3 separate regions of the Mus musculus genome follow, and regions 1 and 2 are each linked to region 3. A link is a loop called in an ENCODE intact Hi-C map of the cell type or tissue named here. Cell type or tissue: heart. All regions are shown on one strand.

Region 1 (8,000 bases), 48 kb before region 3:
TGTCTGTGGGTACATATTGGCCATGTATGGAAGGGGTTATAAGGAAGGGTGGATGCTGACTGAATTTTATAGTCTTGAAAAAAAACAAAAAACAAAAAAAAACAAGATTCAAGATTTAAACTTTAAACTCTGTAAAACGCACACAGGATTCAAGAGAAAAATGTCCCAATAGTATGGTATTCCCAATCTTGCCTACTTTCCCATACTACAAATGCAAGGTGGGAAATTTAGAGGCCAGCAATGAACATATTTTAAAAATGACACATTGCCCTACTTGGGGGGGGGGGAATGTCCAAGGTCGCACACAGTCTCACTTTCTCACCTCTAGTCTATGTGAGATCTCCGGGAGCTTCGTGATTGCGGGTTCCTTGTACACGAACTCCTGCTCATCCAAATCCCCAAATCGGGATCCGTAGAAACCAACTCGGAAGTAGGTCCCAAACATCCTCTTATGGTCCTGTCCCGGGAGCAAAGAGAAGCCTCCTTTAGCTGTGCTTACTGGTGACCCACTGGGCTAAAAGGACTGGTTATTGGGCGGCAATTTATTCTCACAGCTGGCATTACGAAGATCCCCTCTGTTAAGCAGATTTAATATGTACATAATAAACCCTAGATGACAAAAGAAATCCACTGAGAGACTTCTGGGGCCTTCATTTAACTCAAATTTTAAAATCCTCACATTTCCTAGCTATAAAGCAATCTAATCTGCCACACTGTACTGCCGGCCCTTCCTTGTCTGATGGAGAGTTACAGCAATGATGAGCGCCAGGGAGATGGTGGCGCAGCGTTAAGGCAGGGTCGCCTGCCGCAGCGTTGCTACCAGAACTTATGGGCCAGGCTCATCCCCAGCTACCTTGTTGATGATGTTATCGAAGGCCTTCTGCAGCTTGTCGTGAGTGGAGGTCAGCTTCCGGAAATCTCTGTGTGCCTCCAGGATAGGGATGACCAGCTTGTAGACTTCATTAACCGTCTCGTACAAGCCTCCCTGGGAAAGACGGGATTAGTTAATGCATTGGACGTTTAAGACAAGGGACCAGAGTTAATTATGCAAATACCACACAGGGGGACATCGCAGTGCTTTACAGAATCCAGGCCCAGCTGGGCATCTTTGGAGAGCCATAGCTTTCAGGTCAAACCAGGCACGTTGCTATCTTTATGTCGTCAAGTAAGTAAGGAACGAACATAGCATTGCCATCTAAGGAGGCTTTTCACAAACTGAAAACAAGGGAGGAGATGGCCCAGGCAGTGAGGGGTGTGGAGAGGTGTGCTTGTGGCTTTTGGGTTTTTTTTAGGTTCTCCTCTCGCCAGATGCAGGGCCTCAGGGAGCTAATAAGGTTCTTACCAGTTGACTTTCTAGAATTTCAGGAAAATAAGGGTATGTGTGTGTGTGTGTGTGTGAGTGGATAGGAGAAAAGTATAATGATATGTATGTGGGAAAATGTAATAAGAAAGCTAGTTTTGTGACTAAAAGTTAAATTAAAAGTTCCTTTCTGGAAAAGTTTTCTAGGAAAACAAAGATAGGAGAATAAAGGTAGTGAACACAAACGCCCAAACGTAGACAGTCTAGGGAGGGAGTCTGGAGGTGAAGAGGGGAGAATGAGAAATAATGTAGGGAGGAAAACAGATTGGTCAGGTAAATACAGTGCTCCACTTACGTGGGTTCCACTATGGGGGCAGAGGGCAATGGTTAAAACGAAAAGCTACGAGTGCCTTGCCACCTTGACCTGGACTGTAGTTCTGTGTCTTTTCTTTCACTGGGAGACCCAGATCGGGCTAAGGGGTGGCTCTGGATCTGGGCTAAGGGATAGTTCTATGGCTTCCACAGTTCCATCTCTCTGAGCTGCCCTGGGTATGGGTCTTGAAGACCAGTTGGGTGTCAGATGTGGAAGGCATCATAGATCCTCAGAGGATCTTCCTCTACTTTTTCCTGTGAGTGGGAAAATGAGGGATTGAGAATATGCCTCATCTCTGATTGTGTAACCTGGGCACCCTGTTTCACTTTCCGTGGCTTAGTTTCTACCCCTATTAACTAGAAAGAACACAGTGAAACTGCTCCTGGCCAATGAGCACACTGTGGAAATACGAGTATGCCCACGGTGAAAGGCTTTCTCTCCTCCCTTGGAGAACTGGTGCAATTGTGGACATGGACGTCTCCACTGGACCAATCCGGAAGCATCCAGCCAGGCCCAGCCCTGTCCTGCATGCTCCTGTGGGTGTGAATGAGCCCTGTAGACACTGACCGTGCTGAAGAGCTCCGCAGCCTGCTCCAGGAGGCCCACCAGGCCACTCTCAGTGAAGTACCGACCAGAGCATACGCCGTCCTCATCAGGTGACAAGGTGTCATCAGAGACTGCAGACTCCTCAAGCACATTGGAAGAAATATTCTGTAAGAGAACCCACTGTGAGCCCGGGGAACAGCGGACCTGACAAGCAAGGGACCACAAAACCCAGACAGATAAAGAAGCTAAGCTCTTCAACCTTCACCAGACCATGATTGCTACGAGTCTATGGTTCCAACCTGTGAGCTTCTGGTGGCCATTCATTTTGAAACTTGTCACCAAACTCTACAATTTTTAACCATAAGGCAACGGTCTAGAAAGGACACTTTCCTTAATGTAGTAACAGTTTAGCTGAAACAACCTTACTGTTAGTGCGATGACCCTAAGGACAAAGAGGGAATGTTTTGGATTTTAAGGGCAAGGCCAGTGAGCAGAAAATCGATTCCTGTTTTGCTGAAACATGTTGCTCCTGCAGTCTTGACCTTGAGCTACATAAGTGTAATATTACATAGGAAAGTAATGGACGAGAATGTCTTTATGGGTGCTGTGATATAATTCAGAAGCTGCCCTCCCCTTTTGTTTCTGTGGTTTTCCTTTCTATAAACTACAGGCATGAGAGCATCTTAACAGGGGATGAAGCATTTCGGGCAGGGTTGGCTCGGATGGGAAACGCAGGGCACAAGCCTTCAGGCAGCACTCATGTTCAGGGTCCTGGGATGGCTGACTTGGGACCTGCTTGCCTCTGACATGAGTTTCTCTTTAAGCTGTGTGCTGCACATACCCCGCTTGCCTCATCTGAGCTCTGATCCTGGCAGGGACATCAATACCTCTGATAGGCCACGAGCCATTCTTGGCTTACAGCTATGGAAGAAGTGAGTATGGTATAGAGAAGAAATGGGAAACCTCCAGCGTGTAGTAACTGCAAAGAGCACACAGGACACGCCTTCCTAATGCTGTGCTCAACAATGGTTAACACTCTGTCCCCTGAGGTTGGGGTATACTCCAGCCAGTCATTGAAAATTGCTCTGATGCTCTCTGTGATATATAAAGGCTGTCCACTTTCTGACTTGGCGAACAAGGTCACAGGAATCACCCTTAGGAATCCATAAGGAGGCAGTCGTCATAGATTGTCACAGTTACATTGGAATACAGTTTTATCAACACAGAATTTTTTTCAAAGTCCCTTGTGACCAATCTTTCTTCCAAACGTGATTTCTCATGATGAACTGATGGCAGAGGGGGCAAGAGTTCAGCTGAAGGGATCTAATCGCTTAGGACACCAGCACGACTGGCACTGTATGAGATTTTTCTACTCATAGAGGAATAGGTATGAGCCGGGCAGCTCAGTAGCTGTAAGTCACGGGGGGAAAAGATGCTGGGCGGACATTCCTGGCTTCAGAGTGAGGGTGTAAAAGTAACAACCATATCTGTGTTTGTGAGATCAGCATTGCCTGCACTCCAGGGATAGAATTCCGATGATCTCAGTGGCTTGGACCTCACTGCCTTCTAAGTCATTTCTCCTGTTATTCTTCCAAGTTAGTTATCTCTGCTTTGCAAGTCTTTCCCAAAGGCTCAATCTTATTACAGCAAGGTTAAAAACTAAAGCAGGATGTTTAAGAAGCAATAGAGGCAGGCATGGGGCCACAAGCCTAAAATCCCAGCACTTGAGGCAGAGGCAGAGGCAGAGGCAGAGGCAGAGGCAGAGGCAGAGGCAGAGAGGCAGAGGCAGAGAGGCAGAGGCAGAGAGGCAGAGGCAGAGAGGCAGAGGCAGAGAGGCAGAGGCAGAGAGGCAGAGGCAGAGGCAGAGGCAGAGGCAGAGGCAGAGGCAGAGGCAGAGGCAGAGGCAGAGGCAGAGGCAGAGGCAGAGGCAGAGGCAGAGGCAGAGGCAGAGGCAGAGGCAATCTCTCTGAGTTCAAGACCAGTGAGATCCTGTCAAAGAAAGAGAGAGGGTGAGGGAGGGAAGAAGAAATGAAGGAGAGAGAGAGAGAGAGAGAGAGAGAGAGAGAGAGAGAGAGCTGTCAGCAGAGAATACCTGTTGCTAATACTGTCTGAATTCCTTTATTCTTCTGTGACAGAAAGTATCTTAACTTTCTTTAAGAAAAACACTGGTAATGCTCAGTGTGACCTGTGACTATGGGATAGATAATCAGACCATCTTACTACTTTGACCATTATGACTGATTCAGGGATAAACATAAGACCTGCTCAGAACCAATAAGATGCCCTGAGACTTTCTTTGCAACTCTAGAAAGGAGGATTTCCGTCTTCTCTCCTAGTCTTGAATCTTAATCGAGCATCCTTAGTGTGGAAATTCTGCCTGTGAAGAGTGATGCCCACACCCCAGAAGGTGGAGACACTGCCTAGGTTGGATGAGCTTGGGTCTCTAGGTATAGACTGGCAAGTATGACTGAGGGCTAGTTTCCCCATACAGGCTAATGGATTCCACATCTCCTTAGGTTAATGTGGGCTTGGTATCACTCCCTTTCCAGCACCCATATCCAAACTGACTTTGTAGGATTCTTGGGAGAATATAGTATTTCTCCCATAGACATATAGTATTTCTCCCATAGGCATCAGCATGGCTTGAAGTCTGTTCTGTATTCAAGGACATCTGGCTCGTCATGTTCTGCACATTAAGAAGCCCTTACACATCACAGTTCCTTCCACCTTCCTTCTCACAATCTCCATCCTTCCCCTGACTCTAGTCTGGGGCACACGATAATGTTCACAGCATCTTGTATCCTTTCTATTTATCATTAGTTGCTAGAATATAAAGTTCATGTGGACAGGATAAATCTTCAATGAATGTGAAAGAAGGAATGGATAGCCAGGCATGGTGGCCTTTGATCTGAAAACTTGAATGGCACAGGGCAGGCAGATCTCTATGAGTTTAAGGCTATGCTGCTCAACCTAGGGAAGCCCCGGGCTAGCCTGGGCTATATCACAAGCCCCTGTTTCAAAGAACAACAGCACTATAAAACAAAACAAACAGCCAAAAGAGACAAAAAAAAGAAGAAGGAATAGATAAAAATATATAAGAAGATATATCTGTATATTCCACGTAAGGATAACATAGACTTCCTCAGGTGTTCTGGAATTTTATCTCACCTTGGCACCTATCAAAATAAGAAAGTCAACCAAATTCTAAGTAAAATAAGGATAAAGCGAGACTTATTAAATATAATAGTAAAAATGAAATTTGGATAATGTTTAAGCATCAAGGAGTAAACCATAAAGTAGAGCATTTAGGAAAAGGCTTGAGAGATGGCCAAGGAATAGCTCAGTAGATTAGCTGAGAAAAAAGGGTGACAGTGCGATGTAAAGGGACAAGTGTGTCACGGAGGAGCTGGAGGGCAGCGCTACAGCAGTTCCGTGACAGGCAAGTGGACAAAACAAACATTGCTTTACAGTTTCTTATTCACTTGACTCAAAACCAGATGGAATCCTTCTATGCGTCTGAACGAGAATTGAACTGGGCTTTATAAAAGACATTTCTGAATTGAGACTAAAATTTATCTGTTGAGAATGAAATCGAAGAGTAAGTATTTTTGTTACTGTAAGAGAGGCGGCAGCAATGACTGGAGATAAGGCCCAGCTCGCAGATGAACAGACCCTGAGAAACCAGAAGCTCTGGGCTGCACCAGCAATAGTTTCGGTGTCTTTTACTCTAAGCCTGGGAAAGCTACTTAGAATCGTCTTTTCTTTCTCCTTTACAGAAAGCATCACAAAACTGTGTTGAAGAACAATAATGAGAACAAAGCCTTTTACATTCATCCATGGAAATCCAAACAAGAGCAATATAAACGCTTGTCTCCAGCTTCCCAGCTCTGGCTGGGAACGGTCCATGGCTGTCCTGTAAGCAGCGGGGATGATCATCTCTGTAGCTTAGATCTCTTTAAGAAAAACTACTCATAACACTTGTTTGAGACTTTTCTGCCCTCTAAGTAGCGCATTACAGTAACAATAGTCCAAGGGGATGCTGGGCAGCCCTGTTAAGAGTTTTTAGGTCTGGCACAATTTGCCCTTGATGGCTGTGGGTAAATTTCAGGTTGTTCACAGAAAGCATCCATGGAGCCATTTCTTTCCAATTTCAGGTAAGTTGGATTCTTTCTTAGCTTTGGACAAGAGTTGGGTCCCACAAAGCCAGGGAACAGAATCGAGGGACTGGCCCGTGAGGGAATCATTATACTGGTGTCCCTTCCTTGCCAGTAGATAAGCCAAATACAAATGTTCCAGAAAGAGTTTAAATGATCTTTTAAAAAAAAAATGCCGTCTTGTTTCTTACATCAGTGAAACAGAAGTAACACTGCCTTCCTTATCTGCCTGCTTCACAGGCTTGTGGGGATGGGCAAATGCCTAAAATGTCTGAGAATATCTCCCAAAGCTACTGTTACCTCTAATCTAAGTACCATTACTGTAATGAATATGTTTTAAAAGATGGTGAGGCCATTAGACAAGGCAGTGATATCGCTTTGACACAGGGGTTTTCAACGGTAGCAACACAGAAAACCGGGAACCGATATTTTAACGGTGGAAACATCCTTGGTCTTTCCTCTGTACCATGCAGGATCACCTGTGGTGGCTGAGGACGCCTTCCCTCAGGTGGAAGGAACCCAGCTCCTGGTTGGATGCACTGCCTGTCTTACCTGAAAGCTGACGCTGCCCACCGGCAGGTAGCTGTGGTCCTCCAGCATGCTCAGGTACTCGGCCACCAGGGCGGCTGCATGCACCAGGCACATGGCGGCCTCTGTGAAGCACTTCTTCTTAGTGTGTTTCTCTGCCATGTTCTGGAGCCAAGTCAGCCGCAGGTCAGGCGATGCCTGGTAGCTCTTGGCAATTCTGAAGACAGATTAGGAAAGTTTCATGGATAACCTTTCAACGTCACTGCTCTTAAGGGGCGGGGGGTGGTGGTGGTGGTGGTGGTGGTGCTTCAGGGTTCTCTCTTTTGTAAGCTTTATTATCACCCTTAATATTTTTGTTTACAATTTCAAAACAGAGAAAAGGTAACATTGTCTAGATGACAATGGTGTGCTGGGTGCCGATGCTTTTTCGAGACAGGGTTTCTTTGCGTAGCCCTGGCTGTCCTGGAACTCACTCTGTAGACCAGGCTGGCCTTGAACTCAGAAATCCACCTGCCTCTACCTCCCAAGTGCTGGGATTTAAAGGTGTGTGCCACCACTGCCCGGCTAGCACAAGTCTTATGAGGAAAAAAGTCTGATAAAATGACGTCCATTTTCATGGATCTCAAGTAATTTCCTTCCTTTTATCTCAAAGTTATAATGTATTGTTTCTCTTACAGATCTGAGTATTTTTAACTGTGTAAGTAATTTTTCCCCAAACTACTGAACCTAAAGAGAAAGGGTTTAAAGTACACTGACTTCTAAAGTAAAGCTGTTTCTGTTTATGAATACAACTTCAGCACAGCATGTGGGAAATAATTCATATAACAGCCAATGTTTTTTTTTTCTCTCTCTCTTAATTTAAAATAAGCATTGCACTTAGTTAAGGTAATCTTTTTGGAAATTTAGGAATGAACCAACTCGTTTTCCATTAGTGCTCATATATTTTTGGATGTTACCCCAAACTGTCCTACCTATCTTAGTTATGATAATGACATCAGAGAAGGCTCCAACTGGGGCTTGAGAGATGGCTCAGTGGTCAGGATCACTGACTGTTCTCCTGGAGGACCTGGGTTGGCTCCAGCACCCCCATGCTGGCTCC
Region 2 (8,000 bases), 110 kb before region 3:
TTAAAGCCTAAGAGTGAAATAAAAAACACCCGGAGATACTGCAGGCTGTGGTCAGGACCCCACCTGCCCTGGGCAAAGACAACCACATCTCCAGGCCTAGGGGTATGGTGGTGCAGTGTTGGGGAGCAAGGAGGAGACAGTCACAAAAACATCAGGGTCAACTCTCTCTCACCCAAGCCAATTTCATTGTTCTCTTTCCTTGCCCCTCCCAAATGCACAGGTGTCTCTCCCAGGTTGGCCTCGAACACATGACCAGTCCAACATCCCCACGTCTTTGGGATTATAGATTTATGCCACACACTCGACCTATTAACACCATTTCACAGCAGGGCAAGGGAAGCAAAGAGCAGTTCAGTAACTCACCAAAACTCACAGAGCAAGCTACAGATCCTACATTCCAATCAGGGGATCTGGGCTCAGAACAACAGTATTCACAGTCACAAGTCTATGGACAAAGGGGGCGATCTCAAACGGCCATTCAAACATCCCATGTCCAGCAATGCTGGTATCTAACTTCTATGGCCTTGCCTACTTGAGTTTCTGGTTCTCAACATATAGTCAACCCCTTGCCTGTACCCCAGATCTCTGCTACCTACTCCTAGTTCAGTGACTACCTCTGAGAATGAGCCACTGGGGCCTACTGCAGGCAGGTTTGACCCCTGCTTCCTATTCTGGCTCAGTACCTCAGTTCCTTCTCCTTGCTAGGAGCTCAGGGTTCCTCCACCAGAACTCTGCATGTCATAGAAAGAAATATAATTATTATTTACCAAAGTTAAAGGCTATCACCTTACTCACAAGCTTTCCCATAAGGGAAATTTCCACTGAATTCCAAGAGAGGGAAGAAAAGAAGTTGCAAGCCCCAGCTACACCAAGCAGCCACACATGGATCCCAGCCCCCCAAGTCTTCAAAAGGAGCCCCCACAGTGTGACGTGCAGGAGGCTTTCTTCCTATAAAGCCAAGTGTTGCCCTGCCTTTCTGTTGGCTCTGTTACTTGGAATCTTCCTGAAAAAGAGTAAAGAATGGCACACCACTTCTGCTGTCCTGGAAACCAACAGTACGTCCCTGTCCACTGTGGAGGCCCCCTAGAGATGCTCAGTGGCCCTCAGCTCCCCTAAGATCCCTTGAAGATCAGCCCAAGACTGACAGCTCTCAGAAACTGCTCCTAAGCATCCACGGAAGAACCTGATTCAGAACTCAAACATAAACAGATAAAATAACCCTCAGTCCCGAGCTAGAAGTTGCTGAACTTTACATTTTTGCATACTCTTTCTGGACAAAGCAAACAAACCAACAAAACCCGACTTTATAGTAAGATCCTTCTTTTTATCTCCTAAGGCCCCTGGCTCAGAGCCTCTGCCACAAAGTAGCACACAAAGAAAAACTGAACGTGACTGCTCAATAAAATTGCCACTTACTCTATTTAAAAGGAAGACATTAGGGTCGCCCTGGCCATTATCTTCAGAAATAGCATTTCAACCCACAAGAGACCCTGTCACTGTTACCAACTGAAAGATGTCTTTACTCAATTCTGTACTCGGTTCAGAGGTTCCTCAGCTTTGCAGGGAGCAGTGTAACCCACAAGGATTCAGAGACACACAAAGGAGAAGTCTCAACTACAAAGCAACCAAGTATGAGAGGAAAGCTACACACAAAGATGATTCCTGCAGCATCACACACCATGCCAAAGCATGGATAAACATTCCCAATGACAGGATGATCACGGTCCCTTGAAGGCACACCCAGAATCATCCCAGAACCTGCACCAACCATGGCGACCGACACAGCTCTGCAATCCCAGCACCTGGAAGTTCAAGACGATCCTCTGCTAGACAGTGAGTCTGAGGCTAGCCTGGGCTACATGAGATCCTATATCAATATATCAATATATATATATATATACACACACACACAGGTTTGGTGGTATTTTAATAACAATATTTCAAAACTATTAAAATATGTTTAAGAAGCAATATAAAAGTACTAGAATTGTGATTTTATATTAGCAGAGGGCACCACTGTTAAATCTCCTGTTGTAGTTTAAGGCCAGTATAAAGCGCATTCACACTGCTGATATCAGTATAATCTTAAAAAAAAAAAAAAGAAAAGAAAAGAAAAGGAAAGAAGAAGAAGAAGAAGAAGAAGAAGAAGAAGAAGAAGAAGAAGAAGAAGAAGAAGAAAAGAAAAAACTACTTTGGAAATCTATTTGACAGTATCATCTAATCTAAACACTAGCTCAGAACTCCTAAACTTTGCTCCTATTCCCAATAGACATGTATGCACATACATGGACTCAAAGTCCCATCCTAAAATGAATTAAGTGTGGTACAGTCTCACAATGGAATACTACACAGCCGTTAAAAGGAATTGTCTCCCCAAACCTTGGCTTTCTCCCCATCTAGACCCTTCCTCTTCCATCCTCCCTTGTAAAAAATGTCTCCTAGTTCCAGGACAGCCAGGGCTATACAGAGAAACCCTGTCTCGAAAAACCAAAACCAAACAAACAAACAAACAAACAAGAAAGATGTCTCCTGAGCTCCAGTACACATAAGATCATCAACCTAGTTTTTGATGTAGCAATGCCTGTAGTTTCTTTGTAGCCAGTTTGGGCAACATTTTTTTTTAGACTTTTTTTTTATATATATTTTTATTAGGTATTTTCCTCATTTACATTTCCAATGCTATCCCAAAAGCCCCCCATACCCTCCCCCCCACTCCCCAACATTTTTTTAAAAAGTACTTTTAGGCACTGGGAGTGGAGCCCAATGGTAAAATACTTATTTAGCAGGACTGAGTTGGAACCCCAGTACTAAAAACAATCCTTGCTTTTAAACTTGAAGGGTCTTTCCCCCCCCCCTTTAATCTCTCTCCTTTGTGCACTTGCAAGCTCTGATTTCTGTAGTCTTTCCTTGTCTCCTGTCGCTCCCCCCAATTCCACCCCCTCCTCCCAACCCCCAACCCACACCCATCTCCAGAACTCACTTTTGCCATAGTAACTCAGTCAACTAGCACGACCTGTGGAGGAGGCAACCCTCGCTCAGAAAGATCACCAAAGGCCCCCGTGGAAGCTAAATGAATTCCCAGCTAAGTGAATGTCTGCACGGGCAGACAGACACTCCTCCATCCTCACCCTTTTTAATCTCCCCAATCAACTGACACACTTTCCCGCAGCCGCCCTGCTCAGCACTTTCCCAAAATTTAGCTGTAAAACAACCGAAGGTTGATTACGTGTCTTCTCACTATCTATCTATCCCTCTTACCCGAGGGAAGAGACAGAAACAGCAGCCGCTCGGTCCCGGAGATGGTTTTTGTGGAGAGGTGGGAGCGTTGTTGATGGCATAATTTTATTATTATATGAAAAGCCAATGACTCATGAATTTTAAAGTATATTGATGTGTATTACATCCAACTTTTAAAATAAAACTTAAATAGATTAAACATTGAAGAGCCCAACAACTTACTGGAGAGCGATGCACGAAATGAGAAACAAGATAACTAAGTACCGCATAAAAGCCAACTCTAACAAACTCGCAATTAACGCAAGGAGGCTTTGGTTCCCAAGTAGCCCAGGTGACAACCAAGGTCACTGATCCGGGGGATTGGCATTCCTGATTAGTCTTGGGCTCTCGGTCTGATTCCATACTTTAATTAGACGAACGGAGAGGCACCTCGGGAGAGAAGTGCAGAAAACAAGCGCTGGGGGACGCCACAGAACATTGCCAACGCGAACAACGAGGCCTGCGCCGGGTCAGCCGCGCGGAGTCAGCTCAGGCCGGACCGCCCGCGAAAAGTTGCCTTTGAAAGTTGCAAAGGGACCTGGTGAGGGGGGATGAGACTCACCAGCTCCGCGGCTCCCGAGCGCGGGGTTTCCCACGTACCTGCGCGACCAAGTGTGCCCCGGGACGCTGCCACCCGTCCTGCTGGACCTGACACTGCAGGTCCTCAGGAACTCAAGCAGGTCCCGGAGCTTAGGGCGGCCCCTAAAGGCCGCACCCACCCCTCCCCCACGCCCAGACCCTGCAACACCAGCTAGGGCCACCTGCCGCTCCGGGACCGGGATAAAGGAGCACTAATCGCCGCTTCCTACTGCCAGAGGGTACACCAATCTTACCCTGGGACGCCTCGGAAAAGGGCGCTGCACTGCACTGCACTGCACTCCGGCTCCGAAAGGACGGCTTAGTATCAAAGGACCAGCGCGCCCCACTCCAGGTCGGGAGGCGCCGCCCCCTCGAGCGCCAGCGGTGATCCCAGGCGACTGCTAGCCAAGGCAACCCCACGGACCTTCCCAGGGCAATCTCAGGGCCAGTGTCGCCGTGCGCTCCAGCACGCGCCAAGAGTGTGAGGCTGGGCACCCTGTTGGCTCAGGGTAGAGTCGGAGTTCAGGCGCCCCAGATCGTCCCTGCAGGGGACAGGAGCGCAGCGTTGCCACTACTCACCTCCAGCGCCGCGAATCTGGAGCTGGCACAGGGCGGGCGGCTCGCGGGGAGGGACCGAGAAGCGCTGGGCGGGGCCTCGGGCAGCGCCAGACTCAAACCCCAGTTACACTAGATCGCGGAGCAGAATCCTGCAGTGGCCGTGCAAGAGTAACTTGCGGCTGCCGGGAGCCACCGAGTGCAGGGACACAAACCGGCTGCAGCTCTAACCGAGAAGTCCGCAAGGCACCGCGCGCTCTTTGTACCCGAGAGCCGGCCGTGGAGAGCCCAGTGCGCCTGCGCGCCGCCGCGACTCTCCTAGGCGCACCTCCACACCACTGGTTCCTACCCGCCCGAGCGACCCTCCCATTCGCCCTGGAGGGGGTTCGGTGCGAGCAAGTTTTCGACCTTGGGAGCTGGGCGCGCCAGGAGCAGAGTAGCACCCTAATAGCGCCTGTTACCGGGCGCCGTTAAGACGTTGGCTTGGGAACCTGAATGGAGTAGGAGACTCGAGGTTTCAAGTCCGCTCTGGAGCCGATGGAAAGTTCCAGCCAACTAGCAAGCCGCAGGGACCTAGATTCATTCCTTCCAGCACTCCTAGCAGAGTGAGGAGTCTGGAGTCCAAACTGACAAGGCCTGGCTACAGGGTGTGGAGCACAAGAAAGAAGTCACTTGTCCCTAAAAGCTTCATCAGAAGAAAGGGCAGTAGATCCACAAGAGATGAGTTGGGAACTGAGGCACAAGTCCTCTTTCAAGAAGATGGCCAAAGACAGAGAGTCCAGTGATCAAAAACAACATAACTGCTGGGGAACATAACAGAAGCCTGGAAGCCGGGCAGTGATGCTGCATGCCTTTGGTCCCAGCACTTGAGAGGCAGAGGCAGGCGGATCTCTGAGTTCCAGGCCAGCCTGGTTTACAGAGTGAGTTCCAGACAGCCAGGGCTACACAGAAAACCAAAAAGAGAAGAAAGGGGGTGGGGAGAAGAGGAGGAGGAAGAGGAGGAGGAGGAGGAGGAGGAGGAAGAAGAAGAAGAAGAAGAAGAAGAAGAAGAAGAAGAAGAAGAAGAAGAAGAAGAAGAAGAAGAAGAAGAAGAAGAAGAAGAAGAAGAAGAAAAAATCTGGAGCGAGGAGGATCCTTTGCTAAATAGCAAGTTCCAGGCCAGGCTGAGCTATATGAAAAATGGGTATTGCTAAAACAACCATAAAGACAGATTTGAAGGTTCTGATCGTCTCGATTGTTTCGTGCCCACTCCACCACACACACACACACACACACACACACACACACACACACACACACACACACAGCACCCCTTCTCCTAGACCAGACTGTTAGAACAAGCAAAAGGCAATGGGTAACAGAGCAAAAGGTCTCCTCCTGGGAACCTCAGTTTCTACATGGGTTAAGAGGGTCCTTGGATTCAGTAGATGGTGTGGGAGACACCACTCATACAGGATAATTCCTGAGAAACGTGCTTACAGGGAGAGGATCGGAACCATGGGATTCCTGTTTTTCAAATGTCCTCACCTGGCTAGCTAGACTGCTCAGTCAGTGGGCTGTAAGTTCAGGAAGACTGGCTGCCTTAGTAAATAAGGTGGGAAGCCGTCCAGGAAGACATCTGACTTCAAGTTCTGGCTTCTACATGCTCACATGAGTATATATGTTCATCTGCACACACTAGTGTGCCTACACATGAACATACATACATACACATGCAAAAAAAATAGTTTGTAATGCCTACCCCTCCAGAATTCCAAGTCTTGACTTCCCCTTCATTTCTCCCTCCTTACATTTACTCAGCAAGCATTAAACATATAGGATCTCAAAGAGTGGGCCGATGTGATCAATAAAACACAGCAGGCCCAGTGTGGTAGTGCAAGTCTTTAGCCGCAGCACTTGGGATACAGAGGCAGATGCATCTCTGGGGGTTCAAGGCCAGCTTGGTCTCCAGATTATTCAATGCTACACAGTGAGACCTTGTCTCGGGGATGAAAAATAGATTCAATTTTCAGATTTATATTTGAAATTTTATCTTTGATTTACTCATTCTTTTACATTAAAGCCAATTGACACATCATTTAACTCACCCTCACTGTGCACAGTTGGGGGGTGTTTGAGTGTATTCAGAAGTACCACTCATTGTACCCTGCAAAGAAACCCCACAGCCATCAGCAGCCTCCCCTCCCCTCCCCTCCCCTCCCCTCCCCTTCCCTCCCCTCCTCTCCCTTCCCCTCCCGTAGCTCCTGGCAACCACTAAACTGTTTACTTTCTGTCTCTAAGGTTTGCCTGGTTTTTGTTTCCTATGAATGAAAACATAGCGATATGAAGGCTCTGAAAGCTGGGGCCTCTTTCCCTTGGAATAACACCTGAAGGTCCATCCAGGCTGTAGGATACCCCATCCCCTCTGCAGCTCCCCGCAGTGAGACAGGACTGGGAATGACCTAAAGAGAACACCAGTCTTTAGAATGGAATGGTTCACAGAGGGAGGCAATTCTTGGAAGTGCAACATGCAAAAAACAAACAAACAAACAAAAATCAGTGATGTGCTGGTCTTCCAGAGAAATTCTAACCCATCAAACAAGTACTCTGTGCGTGCATAGGTCTTTTTTGTTTGTTTGTTTGGTTGGTTGGTTGTTGTTGTTTTTCAAGACAGGGTTTCTCTGTGTAGCCCTGGTTGTCCTGAAACTCATTCTGTAGACCAGGCTGGCCTTGAACTCAGAAATCCGCCTGCCTCTGCTTCCAAGTGCTAGGATTAAAGGTGTGCACCACTACTGCCCGGCACGAGCACAGGTCTTAATACTGCTATGTAGGAAGGCTGAATCACATAAGGGAGCAGAGAGGAGTGGCCCACCTGACTGCCTCGGTTCTCTCCTATGCCAAGTGCTGAGCTCACACTGTGTACGGTACCTTGCCTCTCACTCATAAACATTAAGAAGCCCAGGCAATGGCTGCAAGAGTCCCGATGCTGTTAGAAAACAAGGTGATCACTATCTAAATGTGGAAAGAAAAGAGGACCCAGCACAATGCTCAAGAGAGTATGGCAGCCCCGGTGCCTGCTCCCTGGAAATAAGTGTGTGAAACCCTGAAGAAAAAAAAAATTAGAATTTATCGCATCCCGGGTAAGTTTTATATGTTGCTAATGGACAGAACCCTAGTTCAGGAATATTGTGCTAAGTATAATCTTTAGGCATAATTATAGTCATTATATTATTGTGGCTGCTATCAAATATTTATAGAACATCAAAAGGTGTATGAAAGGTGTATGATAATACCGGGATCCTAAGTAGAGGGATTATGTGTACAAGCCTGTCCCTGCACACTTGCTTCATTTAGAAATATCATTTACCAAGTACTCACTGAGTGAGGGCCTGTTCTGCGTAGAGTGCTAGCAAGGCTTGATCCAGGAAACTTGACATCTTTTTTTTTTCTTTTTAGATTTGTTTATTATTATACATAAGTACGCTGTAGCTGTCTTCAGACACACCAGAAGAGGACGTCAGATCCCATTACAGGTGGTTGTGAGCCACCATGTGGTTGCTGGGATTTGAACTCAGGACCTTCTAAGGAAGAACAGTCAGTGCTCTTACCCA
Region 3 (8,000 bases):
ACAGGCCTATGGACAGACACACACATATAGGCAGGCTGGTGAAAGCAAAGTCAAAAGAGAAGTCCTCATATTTACACAGAGTGACATAAAAGTATCATTCTGCTAAAAAGCATCACCACTTACTTCTAAGTTCCCTGGACATCCCTTGCTAGCCATCTTGCGCTGACTCACAGTCCCTCAGATGCCCAGCATTAGCTAGCTACCTTGGTCCATGGCAACCACCCATCTTATACCATGTTGTCTAAAGTAAACGGGACTGTAGAGCTCTTTGTTCCAACATAGTAGCAAATGCTTAAAGGTACTAGGGTGAGTGCCAGGAGAAAGCTTGGTGACAGTCCCTTCCAGTACCCACTGACTGAAAGACTCCTCTAGTTAAAATACTCACTACATGGCCCATAAACCAGACAGGCTGTGTGGCAAACAACGAAAAGATAGATGTAGGAAACAAACACGCAGCAACACAGGGTGCTAAGGCTCAAAACCCATACACCAGAGAAGGGACAGTGAGATGCTACACAGGGATGGGATCAGCACCTGCAGTCAGACAAGCGACTGCATCAAGGTACTGTGCACCAGCTTCCAGGTATGTGACCACAAAGCCAGTTTGCTTCCATACATAGCTAGCTACATAGAGACAATCTGCACTTGTGTTCGTACAAGTCACACAAAGACCATTTTTTTCCCTTGCTGTAGGTTATGCTCAATGCCCTAAACATGTGCTGTGAGGATTTGATTTAACAACTAGCGGGGAGGATGGATATTAGAATATTTTAAATGAAATAGATAATCAACAAATCCAACCATGACGTAATCCCAGATGTACAAGTCCCACTGCAGAAACATAAGAGACTTGAAAAATCAAAGCAACATGACTCCTCCAAAAATGACCAGTTCTATAATAACGGATTCCAATGGAAGGAAATAAGATGAGATCCCAGAAGAGTTTAAAAAGACTATTTATAAGAATGATCAATGACACTAAGGACAACACAAGTACATTTCTAAATAGATTTAAGGAGACAGCACTAAACAATTGTATAAAGAAGGAAGTCAATAGGGGATAGGAAAGAGAACTCAATAGCAATGTAGAAATGATGAAAAATAATAAACTGAAGTTTGGGAATGAAGATCTCAATAAATCAGACAACAACAAAAATCTCAGTAGAAAGCCTTACCAATAGAATGGATACAAGAGCCAGAATTAAACTCACAAAGCTACAGCCACGTGAAGCTGGACAAAGATGCCAGAAATGTACGTTGGATACAAGTAGCCTCTTCAGTAAGCGGCCTGGGAAACCTGGGCATCACATACAGAGTAAGGAATAAGGAAATTGATCTTCATCTCTCATTGCTCACAGTGTATGAGCGTCAACTAAAAACGGGCGGAAGAGTTCAACGTAAGAAACTCCAAGACGGTTAGTGTAAGACAGAGAAAACACTTCAAAATGGCAGCAAATGCTCTGTGCAAAGAACCCCAAGAACTGGCGAATGGGATTGCGTGAAACGAAAAATCTTCTGCACAGCAAAGGAGGCAACGAGAGGCGGCCCACGGGAAACCTGTGGCAGACAGAGGGTTAATACCTAGAATATACTAAGGGCACTAAATATGGAAGAATGGAACTACTCAGGCAATAAAGAGAACAGATGGTTCTCAAAAGATGAAGAATAGTTGGCCAAGAAACACGTGAAACATATGTGGGATCTTTAGCCAGCAGGAAAAGGCAACTCCGATACTCTTGAAGTGGAGGCAGGTAGGTCAGGAGTTCAAGGCCAGCCTGAAACATACTGGATAAACACAACCTCTTTAGGTGGGGCTGGGAAAACTGAATATCATATATAGAGTAAGGACAGCAGATCCTCCCCCACCAGAAAAAAAAAAGAGGAAAATAAAAGCATTAATGAAACAGCCACTGATTATATCTCACCCTCACTGAGGAGAGCCATCGTTATAGGAAGGGTGTGGTTCATGAGTTCCTCTATGAGGAGCTATGGACAGCTGCTGGCTTTGGGGGCAAGAGTTAGTTTTCTTTCTGGGAGTGGCCTCGGGTAGGTCAACCACACTCCAGTGGATGACCCTGGGCCATGAGTGTGTGTATTATATATGTAATATATAATACATAATATTATCTATCTATCTATCTATCTATCTATCTATCTATCTATCTATCTAGGCTGCACAAATTTGACTCTGTGGGTTATTAAAGAAAACAACAACAACAACAACAACCACCAGAAAGTAAGGGCATGAAGTTTGGTGTGGGCAGAGAGATAGATCTTGGAAGAGTTGGTGTGAATATCATGAAAGGGCCTGCCTAAAATTCTCAAATAATTAATAAAGACGGAAAAGAGAATAGTTGTAATAAAGTGCTAGTGAAGGTGGACAGACTCCTTGTTGGGAACGTAAATTGTCCAATCCTTATAGAAATCAGTATGGTGGGTGCTCAGGCACTGCAAATAGCACTACCCTCTGACCCAGCCAACCATATGTGGCTAGGTACCTGAAAGGCTATCAGTCACACACTGGAGAGACATGTGCACATCCATATTATTGCATCACTATTCACAGTAGTCACGCTATGGAAAGATCTTAAGTGTCTATCAGCAAATAAAGAGGTAGAGAAGATATTTTATACACACAACGGAGTGTTATTCAGTCACAGAGAGCAAGGTTATGCTGTTTGCTAGGAAATGGGCATACTGGGAGACCATCATGTTAAGTGAAGCAAGCCAGACGTAGACAAATATTGCATGCGTTCTCTGGTTTGTGGTGCACACGTTGTATAGGGACACTTGAGTCCATTAAATGCATACAAAATGAAAGCAGAAGGGAAGGGGACCAGTGAAGGGCATTGAGGGGTGAGGGTAAACGTACTCGGTCTACTTGAAACTATAAAACCATCGCATGTACAATGAATATGGACAATTAAACAAACAGACAAGACACAAAATAACCACCCCACACTAATAGTTCCGTTCTGGAAAAGTACCATCAAAGCACCCGACAGAGGTAGAGAGCTGAAGTGATGCTCAAAAGCACTTGCCGTTCTTGCAGAGGACCCGGGTTTGGTTCTCAGCACTCACACAATGGCTCACAACCGACACCTTTGCTGGTATCTTCTGGCACACGGTATGCTCATAGTGTACATACATGCATACATGCAGAAATGCTTCTACATGCAAGTTAAATAAGTGTTTTATGAAAGTATTTGGCAAAGTCGATGGAGGGCAACTGAGTACCTAGCTAGGCATGGTGGCTCACAACTGTAAACTTAGCACTCGGGAGGCTGAGTCAGGAGAATATCCGTGAGTTCAAGGTTGGTCTGAGTTACCTACTAAATTCTAGGCTAATCTGGGTTACAGAGTGAGACACTATGTCAAGACACCTAAAAGAACCAGGCAGTGGTGGCACATGACTGTAATCCCAGCACACAGGAGGCAGAAGCTGGTGGATCTCTGAGTTGAAGGCCAAACCTGGTCTACAGAGCAAGTTCCAGGAGAGTCAGGTTTACACAAAGAAACCCCGTCTTAAAAGAACCCCAAGTTAAAACAACGCCAAAAAGATTCAGGTACCAACAGTTCCTTTAGTGTGCTAAGAAAGCAGGAAAAAAATATGAGAACAGTGCCCCACCGTGTTTTAATACGGTACTACACCAAAACATCAATGGTCAAAACTCTTTCTCAAATACTTCAAAATCTCTATAAAAAGAGTATGTTAGCATTCTAACCACCAAGGAAAGATGGATGTATGTGGTGCTAAACATCCTAAGTACCCTGACCTGATCAACATACAAAATACTTACATATCAAAATATCAAGCTGTACCTAGAAGTGCATACAGTAGACATCAGCTAAGAAGCAAAACAAGAGTACATGTGCCCCCTCCCCACCCCCATCCCTACCTTTGAAGACATGATGTTCTTAACTTCCTCATCGGCTGCACAGTGTGACCCAGTCAGGTCTGGGTTGCTGCTGCTCATCACACGGGCCTGCATCAGCTTTGAACTCACTGCAGCGGCAGATGTGCGTCCATATGTGTGGTATCGGGGGTCGGGGACTACGGTGGTGGGGCCACCTGTACCCCAGCAGCCAGAGACATGTCAACAGACAGGACAGAGTCAGTTACGGAGCTCAAGAAAGACTGACTAAGGGAGGAATGGTGGGGAAATGTGAACCTAAGATGGGGCCTTGAGTATTCTGCAGCTCGGAGGGGCAGGGTGTGAGGTGGAGGGTAGTGGGGAGGGCTGTGGGGGGACTGGAGGCATACACTTGGTACTAGTCTGTCACCAATTGCCAGAGTTTCTGAATTCTCAAGGAAAACGAGAAACACAAATATTTTTGTGTGCTCAATATTTGAATGACACAAGTCTTGTAAGTTTTGGAGGAAAGTTGTTCAGAATTGAGTCACCCAGAGTCATCTTTTGAGGACAGGCAGATGCAATATTTCAAAGGAAGTCCAACTCTGGTTTAAAAATTGGATTGGAACTACAGATTTATGTAAATTATGACTGCAGAGACTTAAAAGGTGCCAAATTTATTTGGATGTGGAATTTTTAAAAGTCTACTGATGGAGTTACAAAGTTTGGAGCTGAGACAATAGGATGGACCATCTAGAGACTGCCATATCCAGGGATCCATTCCATAATTAGCCTCCAAATGATGACACCATTGCATATACTAGCAAGCATTTGCTGAAAGGACCCTGATATAGCTGTCTCTTGTGAGACTAGGCCGGGGCCTAGCAAACACAGAAGTGGATGCTCACAGTCAGCTATTGGATGGATCACAGGGCCCCCAATGGAGGATCTAGAGAAAGTACCCAAGGAGCTAAAGGGATCTGCAACCCTATAGGTGGAACAACATTATGGACTAACCAGTACCCTGGAGCTCTTGTCTCTAGCTGCATATGTATCAAAAGATGGCCTAGTCGGCCATCACTGGAAAGAGAGGCCCATTGGACACGCAAACTTTATATGCCCCAGTACAGGGGAATGCCAGGGCCAAAAAGTGGGAATGGGTGGGTAGGGGAGTGCGGGGGGGTATGGGGGACTTTTGGGCTAGCATTGGAAATGTAATTGAGGAAAATACGTAATAAAAAAAAAGTCTACTGATGATATTTTTATATACCGGGCTACCCAGGCATTGTGGTTTATGGTCTACGTAAATAACTAAGAAGAATACCAAAATGGATTATTATTAACATAGTTCAGGGGAATGAAGACTATTTTATGTGATGAAAAGTTTAAGAACTTTCAATGGTGTCACTGATGTGGCATAGGTTGTGTTTTCCTTGCTGTTATTCTAGAATCTTACAGTTGACAGTTCGCCGTCTTTTAAAGCAGACCCTCAAGTGGATCACAAATTGGCAGTGGGGTAATCACTGAGAAGTTACCAACTAGGCAGACATAGTAAGTACAACATAAAAAAGAGGGAGGGAGGAAGGAAGAGAGGGCAAAGCATCTACAAACTTTTAATTTCAGCACGTATACAAGTTTTACTCTGAAAACCAAAACTGAGCCTTTAATCCAGTGGCAGTGGTCTGACGTGGTACCCTGCTGATACCTGCCCCTATCCCCATCTCCATCTCCATCCCCATCCCTACCCCTGCTCCAGGAAGCACTACCTGACTTGGATGTATCCCTGTGCAGTTCCGGCAGCCGGAACACGTAGTGCACGTAGGAGGCCAGAAGGCAGTTCCTCCCGTGCTGGTCCTTCCTCAGGTCCTTGCTGTTGTGCAGGCTATTGGCAATGGCCACCACAGACTCGAAGGCAAACTGGGAGAAGTTTGCTGAGGAGCCAAGAAGAGAAGAGAAACTGAGGTAGACGTTCTCAGGCTTGTAATAGCACGTCTCGATCACTGACCACCTTAGCCAGGCAAAAGAAACGCCCATGGAGGCAGGTGTGTTCTAGCCAGATCCAGTGTTCCAGATAATCTCACTACAGACATTCTCAAGTTCCCTCTGTGTAGCTCAAGCTGGCCCAGAACTCACTGCAATCCTCCTGCTTCAGCTAGAATTATAGGTACGGTAGCATAGCCCACCATGCCTGGCTTACACCTTTTTTTTTTCTCCCCACTGCAAAGGACACAGTTTCCCACAGTCAAGACATACCCATGTCTTTATGCCATTACTTTCTAAACTCAGCTGAAAACTGGGTGGCTTCTCCAGATGGACATTATCAGCATCACCTTGGGCTTGAGCCTTTGGCCCTACCTCAGACCAGCTGAACTAGAATCTGCATCTTAACAGGATGCCCAACAGATGTGAGAGCAATGCATAAATCTGTCCCCCAACAGATTCTCATAGAGGTACATCTTTAAAACATACACAGGTTATGTCATTCCCCACAGCAGGGCCATGCAAACTGTCTATACCTCATTTGTCTGGTGCTCCTAGCTCATCATAATTTGGCTTTAGCCAACTTTGTGCCTGTTTCTGCTCAGATCCAGCTATGTCCTAATGAGGTAGCCATCAGCTCATCCCATTCTGTGATCCTTCCTCCTTCCTGCCTTTCTCATGCTGTCCTCCATACCTGGAGTGACTTCCTTGCTTCTTGCTACAAAATTACACTGACCACAAAGACCACCCTTCCATGCTCAGACTCCTGCACGAAGCCTGCAATGCCCCACAGTGATAGGAAGCCAAACTGTATCATTTTGCAGCTATGCCTGGTGGTAAATGTAGCCTCCCTATGAAGGCTGGAGACCAGCCCTAGGCCTAGTGCATTTCTCACAATCATTTGTGCCTCCTCCTTCCCATATTGTGCCTTCCATAGTACTAAACAGAGCAGAAGCAGGTTCCAAATGAATGGCTGCCGACTAAGTCCTTCAGTGTCTTCATGTGCATATTTGTGTACGTGCGTGCCTGTATGCATGTGTATGCAGAGGCCAGATGCTGACGGCAGATTGCCCTCAATTGTTCTCCACCATATTGTTTTGATTCAGGCCTGGCCAGTGAGCCCCAAGTCTCACCACCAAGTACCTGAACCACAAACATTTGAAAACGTTTTAATGTGTGTGTGTTCGTGTGTCATGGGGCAAATCTTGAGTTCAGACAACTTCTAGAAGCCAGTACTCTCTTTCTACCATGTGGATCTCGAGCATCTAATTCATGGCATCGCTCAGGCTTGGAGACAAGCATCTTTACTTGCTGAGCATCTCATCAGTCCTAAGAGCCCATCTTAATGTTCTTTCTCTCTCCTTCTTTCTCATCCCTCTAGTCCCCTGCTTTTCTTTCAAAAACACTTTTGAAAATACTTATTTTATTTATTTTTGGATGTGTATGAGCGTTTTGCCTGCATGTATGCATGCGTGCCATGTCAGTGCAGTATCTGTGGGGGTCAAAAGAGGGCATCAGGCAGGCACCATTGCACATGCCAGCAAGATTTTGCTGAAAGGACCCTGATATAGCTGTCTCCTATGAGGCTATGCCAGTGCCTGGCAAATACAGAAGTGGATGCTCACAGTCAGCTATTGGATGGATCACAGGGCCCACAATGGAGTAGCTAGAGAAAGTACCCAAGGAGCTGAAGGGGTCTGCAACCCTATAGGTGGAACAACAATATGAACTAACCAGTACCCTCAGAGCTCGTATCTCTAGCTGCATATGTATCAGAAGATGACCTAGTCATCCACCATTGGGAAAAGAGGCCCCTAGGTCTTGAAATCTTTATACGCCCCAGTACAGGGGAACGCTAGGGCCAAGAAGTGGGAGTGGGTGGGTAGGGGAGCAGGGCAGGGGGAGGGTATAGGGGACTTTCGGGATAGCATTTGAAATGTAAATGTAGAAAATATCTAATAAAAAATTGAAAAAAATAGGGCATCAGGTACCTTTAAACTGGAGATGCACACAGTGTGAACTGTGTGAGTTCTGGGAACTGAACCTGGGCCTTTTGCAAGAGCAGCAAGTGCTTCTAACGACTAAGTCATCTCTCCAGCCCTTCTTCCTTTTTTGTAAACATGTAGGGAGTCTGACAAAACAGTACCGGACCTGTCTTCATGTCAA

Evidence for each region. Hi-C counts contacts between places; a loop is a spot of excess contacts. Peaks named below come from ENCODE experiments on the same cell type or tissue, not always from the same donor. Only the 100,000 strongest peaks of a DNase experiment are listed, where the experiment ranks them.
Region 1: it touches region 3 in a loop (2.4-fold over the local background); 2 of 42 quality-filtered maps call a loop at or near these places.
Region 2: it touches region 3 in a loop (7-fold over the local background); 10 of 42 quality-filtered maps call a loop at or near these places.

Annotation. Positions count from the first base shown.
Region 1 is chr19:25,175,946-25,183,945 of GRCm38, reverse strand. It overlaps Dock8 (dedicator of cytokinesis 8), which reads right to left. Exons shown (of 48, transcript NM_028785.3): 39 at 6,926-7,118; 40 at 2,241-2,384; 41 at 854-985; 42 at 323-457. Among named protein-coding and RNA genes, the nearest start is that of Gm24252, 14 kb to the right of the region's middle. In heart, no CTCF peak of the experiment used is centred here; a DNase peak (open chromatin) is centred at 3,685; H3K27ac peaks cover 1,874 bases.
Region 2 is chr19:25,233,427-25,241,426 of GRCm38, reverse strand. It overlaps Kank1 (KN motif and ankyrin repeat domains 1), which reads right to left and starts at 4,452. Exons shown (of 14, transcript NM_181404.6): 1 at 4,110-4,452. In heart, a CTCF peak has its summit at 3,688; DNase peaks (open chromatin) are centred at 3,786, 4,516 and 4,776; H3K4me3 peaks cover 2,572 bases; H3K27ac peaks cover 2,256 bases; H3K27me3 peaks cover 1,605 bases.
Region 3 is chr19:25,128,136-25,136,135 of GRCm38, reverse strand. Dock8 (dedicator of cytokinesis 8) reads right to left here. Exons shown (of 48, transcript NM_028785.3): 21 at 5,621-5,785; 22 at 3,900-4,072. Among named protein-coding and RNA genes, the nearest start is that of Gm34186, 24 kb to the left of the region's middle. In heart, CTCF peaks have their summits at 3,644 and 7,343 (motif pointing right); no DNase peak of the experiment used is centred here; H3K27ac peaks cover 114 bases.